3 separate regions of the Homo sapiens genome follow, and all the other regions are linked to region 1. Evidence: read pairs that join two places in POLR2A ChIA-PET (ENCODE). Cell type or tissue: GM12878. All regions are shown on one strand. Region 1 overlaps ADK (adenosine kinase). Region 2 overlaps ADK (adenosine kinase). Region 3 overlaps VCL (vinculin).

Region 1 (4,000 bases):
AAGAATTTCTTACATAATTGCTATACATATATATCTTCTAAATTGTAAAGAAAATACTAAAGTCAGCATGCATGCAATGAAAGTAAAAATGCAAATAGAAACTCAGATGTTCTTATATCAAAGGCTAATCACATTGCTTCTAGATCTGAAGTGTATGAACCAAATTTTTAAAGAAATGGTACGAAGCCAAAAGTACAAACAACATCAGAAATAATACACATAAATGAGAGCAAAAACTCTAAATCTGCTTTGATAAATCATCAGAATGTATCTTCTTCAAGCAGTATGTGAAACTTCAGTTTGGGAGACCATTTTGTAAAACAGCCTTCCAAATCTTCAAGTCCAAAAGTTGAAGAGAAGTCTGTCTTTTCAGTTACTACTGGAGAGGAAGAAAAGCCTAATAACTCAGTGACATCAACTGTACTGGTATTACAGTAGAGCTAGCCAAAAAGTATCTTTGAAATGAGCATCTACTTAGTATCATAGAAGTGCAGAACAGTGACTAGAGAAAAAAATCTAGGAACTAACTCTGATGAGAAATTATTGTTCCTGCACAGTAGCCAACTTTTAAAAGTAAACTATAAATAAGTAATAAAAGTCCACAAACCCTTTCTTAAATCCTTGGGGCAGGGTATGTTTTGGAATTCAGAATTTTATGGATTTTAGGAAGGTAACACTGCACTATATATTTTGTAGAACACCCAGGAGGAATTCATGTGGCATGTCATTAACAGCCTAATATTTCCATAGCAAAGCATATACATTTGTGTCAGACAAATAAATACTACTGACACCTTTACATCAGTTCAAATTTTGCTGCCAAATTAATTCATCTCAAACTTTTTAAAAAACTTCCAGCTTCCAGAGCTTTGGGATTTCAGAAATATAGCTTAAAAGATTATAGCCTACAATAAAGTCATAATAATTATGTTACCAAGTTTCAGAGGTATTTGGTATCCCAGAGGTCCATTCTGTAAAGATAATATTTAGCCACACAGCACTTGGCCACTTATATATTCAGTGTACTTCAAGTCTCTCCAACTTAAAAGCAAGATTCCTAATATGTTCAGTGTAGAAACATTGGAAAATACAAGTTTTTTTTTAAACCTCATAATTCTTCCACCTAAAGATGCCCACTATTAAATTTGGAGTGTCTAAATTTTCAGTCTTTCTATAATAGATACATTAATATAATTAGCAAGAAAATCTCTGAAGTTTTAGTTTATATTTTTGTTTCCATCTTACTAGATACATATAATGCCCTTTCAAGCTGAGAACTGGTCTTTCTTAAATTTTGGTAAATTCTCAGCCATCAGCTCTTCCAACCTGGCTTCTCCACCATTCACATTATTTCCTCTTTTTGGAACTCCCAGTTAGATGTAAGTTGGTGCCTCTCAATTTATGGAGTTGCGCTGTTGCCCAGGCTGGAGTGCAATGGCACGATCTCGGCTCACCCCAACCTCCACTTCCCGGGTTCAAGAGATTCTCCTGCCTCAGCCTCCTGAGTAGCTGGGATTATAGGCATGGACCACCACATCCAGCTAATTTTGTATTTTTTTTTTTTTTTTTTTAGTAAAGATGGAGTTTCTCCATGTTGGTCAGGCTGGTCTCAAATTCCCAACCTCAGGTGATCTGCCCGCCTTGGCCTCCCAAAGTACTGGAATTACCGGCATGAGCCATCACGCCCAGCTCATATTTGTTAATTCCTATTTATTTCTCTGTGATACATCTGGGTACTTTCTTCCAATTCATTAATTTTCCCTTCAAATTTGTCTGGTCTAGAGTTCAACTGACCTATTTTTTTTTTAATTTCAATAATTCCATTTTTTCTTTAATATAGCCATCTATTTCATATCTACCTATTTTTGATTCATGTTTTTTTATGACCATTATTTCTTTTATCTTTTTTAAGGATCTTTAAAATACTTACAATTGTTTTGAAATTACCCATATTTCCATCAGATTTTTTGTGAATTTATCTCTTGGTAACTGTGTTAATTTTCTAAGTAATGGTCTTCCTCGTGTGTTTATAGGCTCAGACATTCCCTCTTTTCCCAGGGGTTCTGTGATAGGCCACCCCTCTTCCAGAGTCCACGACCTCCAAGCTTGGTGCTCTTGTACTAGCTGATAGTGGGGAAACCACAGTTCCTGACTCTGAGCCATCTGGCAGCTCAGCCACTTCTGCATCTTCACTCCAGGTCCACAGCTTTTTAAAGCAACAGCCAAGAGCAGATGTTTTCAGCCCTCTTTCATCCAGTCTCAGCCCAGCTTCAGTTTCATACAGAGCATCTGACCCTAGGTCCCCTACATGTTATTTCTACTAGCTCCTGAACCCAGAGTCTAACTGCATGTTTCTTTTCTGTTCTTGGTCCCTGGAGATGTTTATCTTGTTCTTGAGTATATCTATATCTTTTCCTTTCCTTTTTAAATTTTTAATTGCTGCGTTTCCCTCTCAACATCCTTATGAGGTTCGTACTATTACTATACCCATTTTACAGGTGAGAAAAGAGGTATGGGGCAAGTAGCCAATCTTCCCGAGATCACTAGCTAATAAGGATCAAGGGTCAAACCAGATAGCTGATGCCAGAGACCATGCTCTTAACCACTGCTCTACTGGGATCCATTCTGACCAGAATGCTCTTTAAAATTTTGATACTTTTTTTCCCCCACCTAACTGTAAACACTTTGGACACAGGAAAGATATTTTGTTTTCTTTTTTTGAGACAGAGTCTTGCTGTTACCCAGGCTGGAATGTAGTAGTGCCAGTGCCTCAGCTTCCAGAGTGGTTGGGACAACAGGAACCTGCTGCCATGCCTGGCTAAGTTTATTTTTGTAGAGCTAGGGTCTCACTATGTTGCCCAGGCCAGTCTAGAACTCCTGGCCTCAAGCAATCCTCCCACCTTGGCCTCCCAAAGTGCTGGGATTACAGGCATGAGCCACACCATGTGGCCAGGATTTTAATTGATGGAAGTAAAGCAAAGACATATTCCAGGTAAAAAAAAGCAGCACATCAGCCTCATGTTTTATTTGAGGCTGAATATTCAGTCTAGGCCTGTACCCAAAATAAGAAACATAGTCTTCAATGCCCCTTGTTTTCCTAAGGCCCTTCCCACTTTCCCTGAGTTTCAAGCACTTCCATGCTTGTCCCTGGATACCCAGAACCATCCATGCAAGCTTTCCTCTGGCTCTCTCTACCACCCTCACGCTGCACTAGTATATATTGCCCAGGAAAGGATCTTATTAAGGCATTCATACTAAGTGCATTAGGGGACTTTTGTTTTCCATTCCTTCATAGCCCAAAGCCTTAATCTTAAAGGATTAAATTTGCGAATATAAGTAAAAGGCATGCAATATCATCCAAAAATAACCAAACTCTTTCAATAGTAGATTATCATGATGAAAAAAGAAAATAGTAGCAAAGCTCAATTTTAGGCTGCATTATTAAAAGTATAGGGTCGCCGGGCACGGTGGCTCACCCCTGTAATCCAGCACTTTGGGAGGCTGAGGCGGGTGGATCACGAGGTCAGGCGATCAAGACCATCCCGGCTAACACGTCTCTACTAAACCCCGTCTCTATTAAAAATACAAAAAATTGGCCGGGCGTGATGGCAGGCGCCTGTAGTCCCAGCTACTCAGAGGCTGAGGCAGGAGAATGGCATGAACCCGGGAAGCGGAGCTTGCAGTGAGCCGAGACTGTGCCACTGCACTCCAGCCTGGGCGACAGAGCGAGACTCTGTCTCAAAAACAAAAACAAACAAACAAAAAAATATATATATAGGGTCTAGAAAAATGAAAGTTATCAGTGCCACTCTATGCAACAAACATTAATTAAGGCCAGGCTTGGTGGCTCACACGTGTAATCCCAGCACTTTGGGAAGCCAAGGAATCCTCCTGCCTCAGCCTCCTGTGTAGCTGGGACCACAGGCTTATGCCACCATGTCCAGCTAGTTTTTGTTTCGTTTTTTTTAAAGATTCGAGGGTCTCATTTTGTTGCCCAGAC
Region 2 (4,000 bases), 94 kb before region 1:
ACCCAAAATATTATGTTAACACATTGCTTGAGATTCTTCCAGAGTCTTGGAAGGACCCTGAAACGTAGGTTAACTGTCTACAAACTAAATCCATTTCTATTTCCTAACCTAATCTGAACACTTACTTTCTATTCCTTTTACCTACAGAAACTGTCAGAATAATCAGACTCATTTCCTCAATGACACTTTGCTACCTTTAACATATATAAGATCTGTTTTCTAGAGCATGATCATCTCCAACTTCTACACCAATTAAATTAGGTGCAGTGACACAAAAATTGTCTTCTATTCCTGTTTTAATTGTGTCTCAACAGTAATGCAAGCCCTACAGTGCCTTTCTATTTACTTCAGACAAAGATAAACACTGCAGATCCCAGTTAGGTTTCTTTCAGTGATAAGTATCGTTTAAAAGAAAAAAACTGTTAGTAGCCTTAAAAAGTCCTTGTTTCACACAGCCTAATAAATTCCCTCTAATTTCATGTAAGACCTAGTCCTGAGGCACAATAGCTTTAGGAATGGGTAATTTAGAAGTTCAACAAGATCATTAAGGATCCAAGTTCTCACCATCTTTTCACTGTGCCATCCAGTGTTTTGGTTTTATCCTGACCTAGGCCCCAAATAATTCCAAGATAGCTCTCACAATTCCAAGAACCCATCTAGATAGAAACATCCAAAAATGAGGGGAGAGGAGGTGTTACCTTTCCAAGAAGCCCCTCCACCAAACCTCCCCTCATGTCTCATTGGCCACAAATGAGTTATTGGTCAGATATCAGTCCTATGTTCAGGTCTTAATTAATGACTAGCAAGAAAAATGGGATAATCATGAGTGGCCTAGACTATACAGAATTTACTCACATCACACGGTAAAGAGGTGAGTCGACAAAAAAAAAAAAAAAAAAAAAAGTATCTGCCACAAGGAAAACAGCAGTAATGAATGGCTGTGGAGTAAGCTTCTTATTAAGTAAATTGGATAGCTAATTTTGACATTAATTACAGACCTTAGCTATGACATAAATCTGATTACAGGAAAGGGCTAGATGATGTTTTAGATTCATTACAACTCTTATGTTCTACAAGACAGGCAAATAATATAGTGGTTAAAAGCTTGAGTTTTAATGTCAGATTGTCCTGGGTTTGAATACCCATCCACCACTTATTTGCTGTAACAATCTTGGTCAAGTTATCTTCCCTTTTCTGAAAATCCAGATAGTAATAATATTTAACTCATATTGCTAGGAGAATTAAATGGATGATGAATGCAAAATGCTTAGCATTTTACCTAAACTTCACAGGAAGTAATCAATAAATATTATCATCAGTCTATAACATATAAACTATAATTATTATAATTTTTGTACTACTAATTTAGAATTTGTGATAACTAAAACACAGGTTATTTCAAAACCAGAAAAATTATTGATTCTACCTCCAATATATGATAAATAACAAACTGAGGATTTGAGAGGTTTAATGACACACTGAACAGCTATCTCTTCCCCCTACTCCTCCTCCTTTCTCTTGAATAGGCATCTCCTCCACTTAGAATTTAAATGCCTCCAACATTCCCTTAGGTTTACTCCTGCCCTCAATATTACAAAACCAAATTCATTGCTTCCCTCAACCATATTGCTTTTCCTTTTGAAGTTAATAGTACCAGCATTTAATTATGCAGACACTAAACACAAAACTTCAAAATCTTTTTCAACGCCCTCTCTCCATATGGATCACTCACTAAATCCTGTCAGTTCTAACTCTGGACCAGGCATGGTGGCTCATGCTTGTAATCCTAGCAATTTGGGAGACTGAGATGGAAGAATCGCTTGAGCTCAGGATTTTAAGACCAGCCTGGGCAACATAATGAGACCTTGTCTCTACCAAAAATAAAAATAAAAATAAAAAATTGGCCAGCCATGGTGGCACACATCTGTAGCCCTAGCTGCAGTGAGCTGTGATCATGTCACTGCACTCCAGCATGGGTGACAGAGCAAGACCCTGTCTCAAAAAAATGAAGCAAAACAAAAATACCTCTGAATTTGATTTTTAATCCATCCCTGTGTTCTAAAGTCACTACTACTACTACCCTATAAGAGACCCTCATTATTTCATTCATATCTATTATGAAGTTTTCAAACTGGTATACCTGCCTTTCCATAGCCTCAACTTCTCACTACTTCATCCTGTATTCTATCAACTATCTTTGTAAACTGCAGACTAAGTATGTTTGCCTGCTGAAAAATCTTCCACAGGTCCCCAACTAACTGTAAAATAAAAAGCCAACTTTAACCTTGTATATAAAACTTTTCACAATTCGGCCTGAACCTACGTTGTAGCTTCTTCTTTTACCTCTCCCTCCATGACATACCCAGTGTTTTACCCAAACTACACAATATCTCACCATTCTCCAAACAGACCTTGCCTACTTCTGTGTGTTCATGAAGAACCCTCTATTTGGGGAATAGGAGTAACTTCTCCTTTGATCTCCCTATACCCGACTATTTCTACTCATCCTCAAATATTAGTTCTCTATGATAGCTTCTTGCATACCTCACAGCTAGAGAAAATTACTGTTCTTGCAGAATATTATTTGTAATTATATCATAGCCATCATCACACTATATAATAGCTAGTTACTGCCTGTCTATAACTCCAAATAGACTGAATTTTTTTCAGGGCCAGGTTGTATCTTACTCATCTCTGCATTTCTAGTACATAGAGTAAGCATTCAGTAACAACTGGTAAATGGATGAATAGGGAGAGAGTGGCGCAATAAGTCTTCAGAAGCTCTTGTACTTCACATATTACTAAAAATACTTATTGAATAGGAAATTTAAAGCTCAATTCTACATTCTCTATTAGAGTATAAACTATGAGTGCAGGAAAATTACTGTCTGGCACTGTATTCAGTGTCTAAAATAGGGCTTTACACATAGTATAAAACTAACAAATATTAGTTAAATGAATAAATACATGAATTGATAAATTGAAGAACTGAATGATCTGGTAATTTGCGTATGACAGGATAACGGGAAAACCCTTTCATTCATTTCTGGTTGAATTTCTCAACTATTTAAACATCACACATATCTGTGTATCTAAGAGCAAGATTCTACGATGCCACATATCTTATTTGGAAGAAGGTGATAATCTATCAATCAGTATTTATTGCTTCAAATTGGCTCATTTTACCATTCATTTCCTACTTAAGCCCTATAGTAATTGAACTTTGTAAGACCTATGTCAGGCCTTAAATATATGATGAACAAATAAAACTGTGTGTGTGTGTGTGTGTGTGTGTGTGTGTATGCATGTACATGCATATACAATAAAACAACATAACATCTCAATTTCTTTCTGAAAGTCTTAAGGATATAAACTATATACAGAGAAAAATAGAAGCATAGACACAGTGACACACGAATGCCCCACTCACAAATGAAAACAAAACAAATATTTTGCAATGATCCATTTACTTCTAGTGTTTTGGGCTTTCAACTCTATAGTCATAAAAAATGTTCAAAACTAATAGTAAGAACACTATTTTCCTCTAGCATGCCTAAAAAACATTAAAGAAAATAAGAAAAGCTAGAGCCTTCCTCCCACTAAATACTTTGTTAAATTAAGAAGAAATATGTTTTAGTGTAGTCATCATTTCAGTAATTATATTCCAAAGAACCCTATAACTTGTAAAACCAGCAACAACCGAAGAGAATTTCACACAAATTTTGGCCATGGAATACTTTATTGGAAGACATGAAAAATAGATAGTGGCAAAAAGCAGCAGAAAATATTTATAATCATAAAGCAATGAGAAAATATACACCAAAATATCATCAATTCATTTATGTCTTCCAGTGGGCTTTATCCTCCTTTCTAATGTTTATCATCCTTTTCTCTGCCAAATTTCTGCTACCAATCTATCATCTCTTCAAATGGTTTGCAATAAAATGAACAAACAAAACTCATCCTCCTTCAAGGAGAATTGATGTCAGTGATCATGGTG
Region 3 (4,000 bases), 95 kb after region 1:
GGCAGGAGGATCACTTGAGCTTAGGAGTTCCAGACGAGCCTGGGTAACAGAGCAAGATCTCATCTCTACTAAAAATTTTAAAAAGATAGGCAGGCACGGTGGCTCACACCTGTAGTCCTAGCTACTCAGGAGGCTGAGGCAGGAGGAGTGCTTGAGTCCAGGATATCAAGGCTGTAGTGAGCTATGATCATGCCACTGCACTCCAGTGTGGGTGACAGAGCTGGATCCTGTCTCAAAAAAAAAAAAGTGTCTTTTGTATGCTAATAAGATGACTAGTGGCTGGGGGACCCTAGATAGCTTCAAAACGGGAGCTGGTTCCAGAAACATCAAGGCATGGTCAGAGAGTTTCTGAGTTGGTGAACACATCTGGGTGCTGGGAGGTGGTGCACCCAGGCAGCATGAAATCTTCCTCATCATATCTTGCCCTATGCATCTCTTCCATTTGGCTGTTCCTGGGTTGTATCCTTTATAATAAACTGGTAACTATTTGAGTAAAGTATTTCTGTGAGTTATGTGAGCCATTCTAGCGAATTAACAAACCCGAAAGCGGGGAGTTGTAGGAACTCCCAACTTTGTAGTAAAGTCAGACAGAAGTGTGGGTATACCAGGCACCCAATACTTGTGACTGGTATCTGAAGTGAGGATAGTTTTATGGGACTAAGCACTTAAACCTGTGGAGTCTGACACTAACTCTGGATAGTTAGTGTCAGAATTGAATTGCGCTGCTGAATACCAAGTTGGTGTCTGAAGAGTTGGAAGACTGGTTGTTGGTGTGGAAAAAAAAAGCCATACATCTGGTATCAGAAGCGTTGAGTAAAAACATCCCATTATTATATACATCAACACTTATCTACATTTACCAACAAACTGTCCAGTATCTTGGCTCATCATTCCCTCTTGTATTTCAGGCTTACATCTGGGATCAGCGGACTTGTCTGAAGTACATTCTTTAGGATTTCCTCTAGTAAAAGTCTGCTGGTGACAAAATGTATCAGTTTTTGTTTGATAATGTCTGTTTTGTCCTCATTCTTCAAAGACTATTATAGCAGTACAGAATTCTAAGTTGACAGTTATTTTATTAGCAAACTGAGGGCATTATTTCACTGACATGGCAATGGAAGCAGGAGAGAAGGAGGTATGATAATGAAAGCAGAGACTGGAGTAATGTGGGGCTACAAGCCAAGGAAAGCAGGCAGCCTCTAGAAGCTGGAAAAGGTGAAGAAACAGAGTCTTTTCTAGAGTTTCCAGAAAGAATGTGGCCCTGCTGACTCACTTTGGACTTCTGGCTTCCAGAACTGTAAGATAATAAATTTGTGTTGTTTTAAACCACAAAGTTTCTGGTGACTTGTCACAGCAATAAGAGGAAACTCTCATCCAGTCAAAAATTATCAGGTATACAAGAAGGCATGAAAATACCGCCAATAATGAAGAGAAAAGTCAATCATTCAAAACCAACCTCGGGCCTGGTGTCATGGCTCATGCCTGTAATCCCAACACTTTAGGAGGCTGAGGATGAGAGGAGGACTGCTTGAGGCCAGGAGTTCAAGACCAGCCTGGGCAACTCAGGGAGACCCTGTCTTCTTTTTTTTAGACAAAGTCTGGCTGTGTCGCCCAGGCTGGAGTGCAGTGGTGCGATCTCGGCTCAAAGCAACCTCCACCTCTTGGGTTCAAAGGATTCTTGTGCCTCAGCCTCCCAGGTAGCCGGGATTACAAGTGTGTGCTACCACACCACAGCTGGCTAATTTTTATATTTTTAGTAGCGACGGGGTATCATGATGGCCAGGCTGGTCTCGAACTCCTGGCCTCAAGTGATCCACCCGCCTCAGCCTCCCAAAGTGTTGGGATTATAGGTGTAAGCCACTGCACCCGGCCAAGGAAGACCTTGTCTCTACAAAAAATTTAAAAATTAGCCAGGAACAGTGGTAAGTACCTGTGGTCCCAGCTACTCAGGAGGCTAAAGTGGGAGAATCACTTGAGCCCAAGAGGCCAAGGCTGCAGTGAGCCATTATCGCACTACCACATCCCATACTGGGTGACAGAATAAGACCCTATTTCAAAACAAAACCGACCTAGAAATGACAAAGATGACAGAATCAGTATATAAGAACATTAAAATGGTCATAACTGTACTCCACATGTTCAAAAAACAAAAGTAAAGATTGAGCTGGGCACAGTGCCTAATACCATGGTCTGGGAGGCTGAGGCAGAAGGATTGCTTGAGGCCAGGAGTTCAAGGCCAGCCTGGGCAATATAGCAAGACTCCATCTCTACAAAAAAAAAAAAAAAAAAATCAGGCCAGGCATGGTGGCTCACACCTGTAATCCTAGCACTTTGGGAGGCTGAGGCAGGAGGATCTCTTGAGCTCAGGAGTTCAAGACCAGCCTGGGCAGCATGGCAAAACCCCATTTTTACAAAAAATAAAAAATTAGCCATGTGTGGTGGTGCACTCCTATAGTCCCAGCTACTCAGGAGGCTGAGGTGGCTGGATCACCTAAACCCAGGGAAGTTGAGGATGCAGTGAGCCGTGATTGTGCCACTGCACTCCAGCCTGGGCAACAGAGTAAGACCCCATCTCAAAAAATAAAAATAAAAAATGTAATGGCATGGTGTTGTGCGCCTGTAGCCCCAGCTACTCTTGAGGCTGAGGTGGGAGGATCACTTGGGCCCAGGAGGTTGAGGCTGCAGTGGGCCGTGATTGCACTCCATCCTGAGTGACCCAGCAAGATCCTGTCTCAAAAAAAAAAAAAAAAGTAGATTGGTTACCCTAGTTAGATAAATGGAAGATAGAGAAAAAGACCCAAATAGAACAACTAGATACGAAAGATATGTCTGAGATATAAAAATACACTGTGAATTACTAGCAGATTAGATATTGCAGGGGAAAAAATAGTGAAATTGAAGTCATAGCAATAAAGACTATCCAAAATAAAACAGGGTGAAAAAAGATTTTGAAAAACAAATGGCATCAGTGAACTGTGGGACAACTCCAAGCAACCTAATATATGTGTAATTAAAGTTTCCAAAGGAGAGAAGGTAGTGGTAGGGTAATATTTAAAGAAATTGTTTCCAGGAAACTTGAACATTTATGAAATTATAGCCAACAAACAAAAGCATCACCAACTACAAGTCTTGTGATATATCTATTTATGAAATCCAGTTACTGTATAAGTTTTTCAAATTTGGAAAAAAAATGACAAGAATGACCATTATGGAGAAAGGAAACTGAAAAAGATGAAATTGAAAAGGTTTACAGGAATAAAATTGATTATCACTAATGGTTCCCTTGTGTGGTAAAATGATAGGTCCAAAACAGAGACTGAACCATTTTTTTATACAATAAGACATCTGATCTGCACATTAAAATTTAATGGCATTCATAAAAGCCAAACAAATCCCACTAAGACTAACCAGCAGTCAGAAACAGGAAGAAGTCTGTCTTGTGTATGGAAAATTGGATTTTATTTAAACATTCAAGCTCCCTAGCTTCTTAAAGTGATCTTGCACATTTTAATAGAAATCTGAATTTTTAAAAAGTATTTAAAGAATGAAAGTAGGCATAAGGTCAGTTTCCTAAATAATTGTATATCTTAACTATATACTAATAATATTTAATTAGATAATTTAAATCAATCAACTAGTACTTCTCTCTCCCTTTGAATCTTCAACCTAAATTGCTAGAAAAAAAATCTTATGCTATATATCAAATGGACCAATGACAGCCTTATGGGATCTCGAAATATGCTCACTCATGACCCTCTAATACATTCTTCCCAGAATTACCACCTACTCTAATTTGAGACAATTTAGGAGAAGACCTTGAGTATGAGTAATTATTTTGTAAGAAAAAAAGAGCACAAATTCCTCAGTTCCATGTGATTTCAATTATCACTAACCAAGAAGATTAAATGTATGCCAAAGAAGAGGAAAATCCATTTAGAGATTATAAAAAGACTACCACAAGTCTTTTTTCTTCTTTTTCTTTTTCTTTTTTTTTTTTTTT

What was found. Peaks named below come from ENCODE experiments on the same cell type or tissue, not always from the same donor. Only the 100,000 strongest peaks of a DNase experiment are listed, where the experiment ranks them.
Region 2: POLR2A ChIA-PET joins it to region 1 with 5 read pairs; 6 of 35 experiments call an interaction of 5 or more read pairs at or near these places.
Region 3: POLR2A ChIA-PET joins it to region 1 with 5 read pairs; 5 of 35 experiments call an interaction of 5 or more read pairs at or near these places.

The regions. Positions count from the first base shown.
Region 1 is chr10:74,155,288-74,159,287 of GRCh38, reverse strand. All of the region lies in intron 1 of ADK (adenosine kinase), which reads right to left. Among named protein-coding and RNA genes, the nearest start is that of ADK, 6.1 kb to the right of the region's middle. In GM12878, no CTCF peak of the experiment used is centred here; no DNase peak of the experiment used is centred here; H3K4me3 peaks cover 1,242 bases; H3K27ac peaks cover 667 bases.
Region 2 is chr10:74,248,798-74,252,797 of GRCh38, reverse strand. All of the region lies in intron 3 of ADK (adenosine kinase), which reads right to left. It overlaps LOC124902456 (a long non-coding RNA gene), which reads right to left. Exons shown (of 2, transcript XR_007062198.1): 2 at 1-4,000. Among named protein-coding and RNA genes, the nearest start is that of ADK, 100 kb to the right of the region's middle. In GM12878, no CTCF peak of the experiment used is centred here; no DNase peak of the experiment used is centred here.
Region 3 is chr10:74,060,658-74,064,657 of GRCh38, reverse strand. All of the region lies in intron 2 of VCL (vinculin), which reads right to left. Among named protein-coding and RNA genes, the nearest start is that of VCL, 65 kb to the right of the region's middle. In GM12878, no CTCF peak of the experiment used is centred here; no DNase peak of the experiment used is centred here.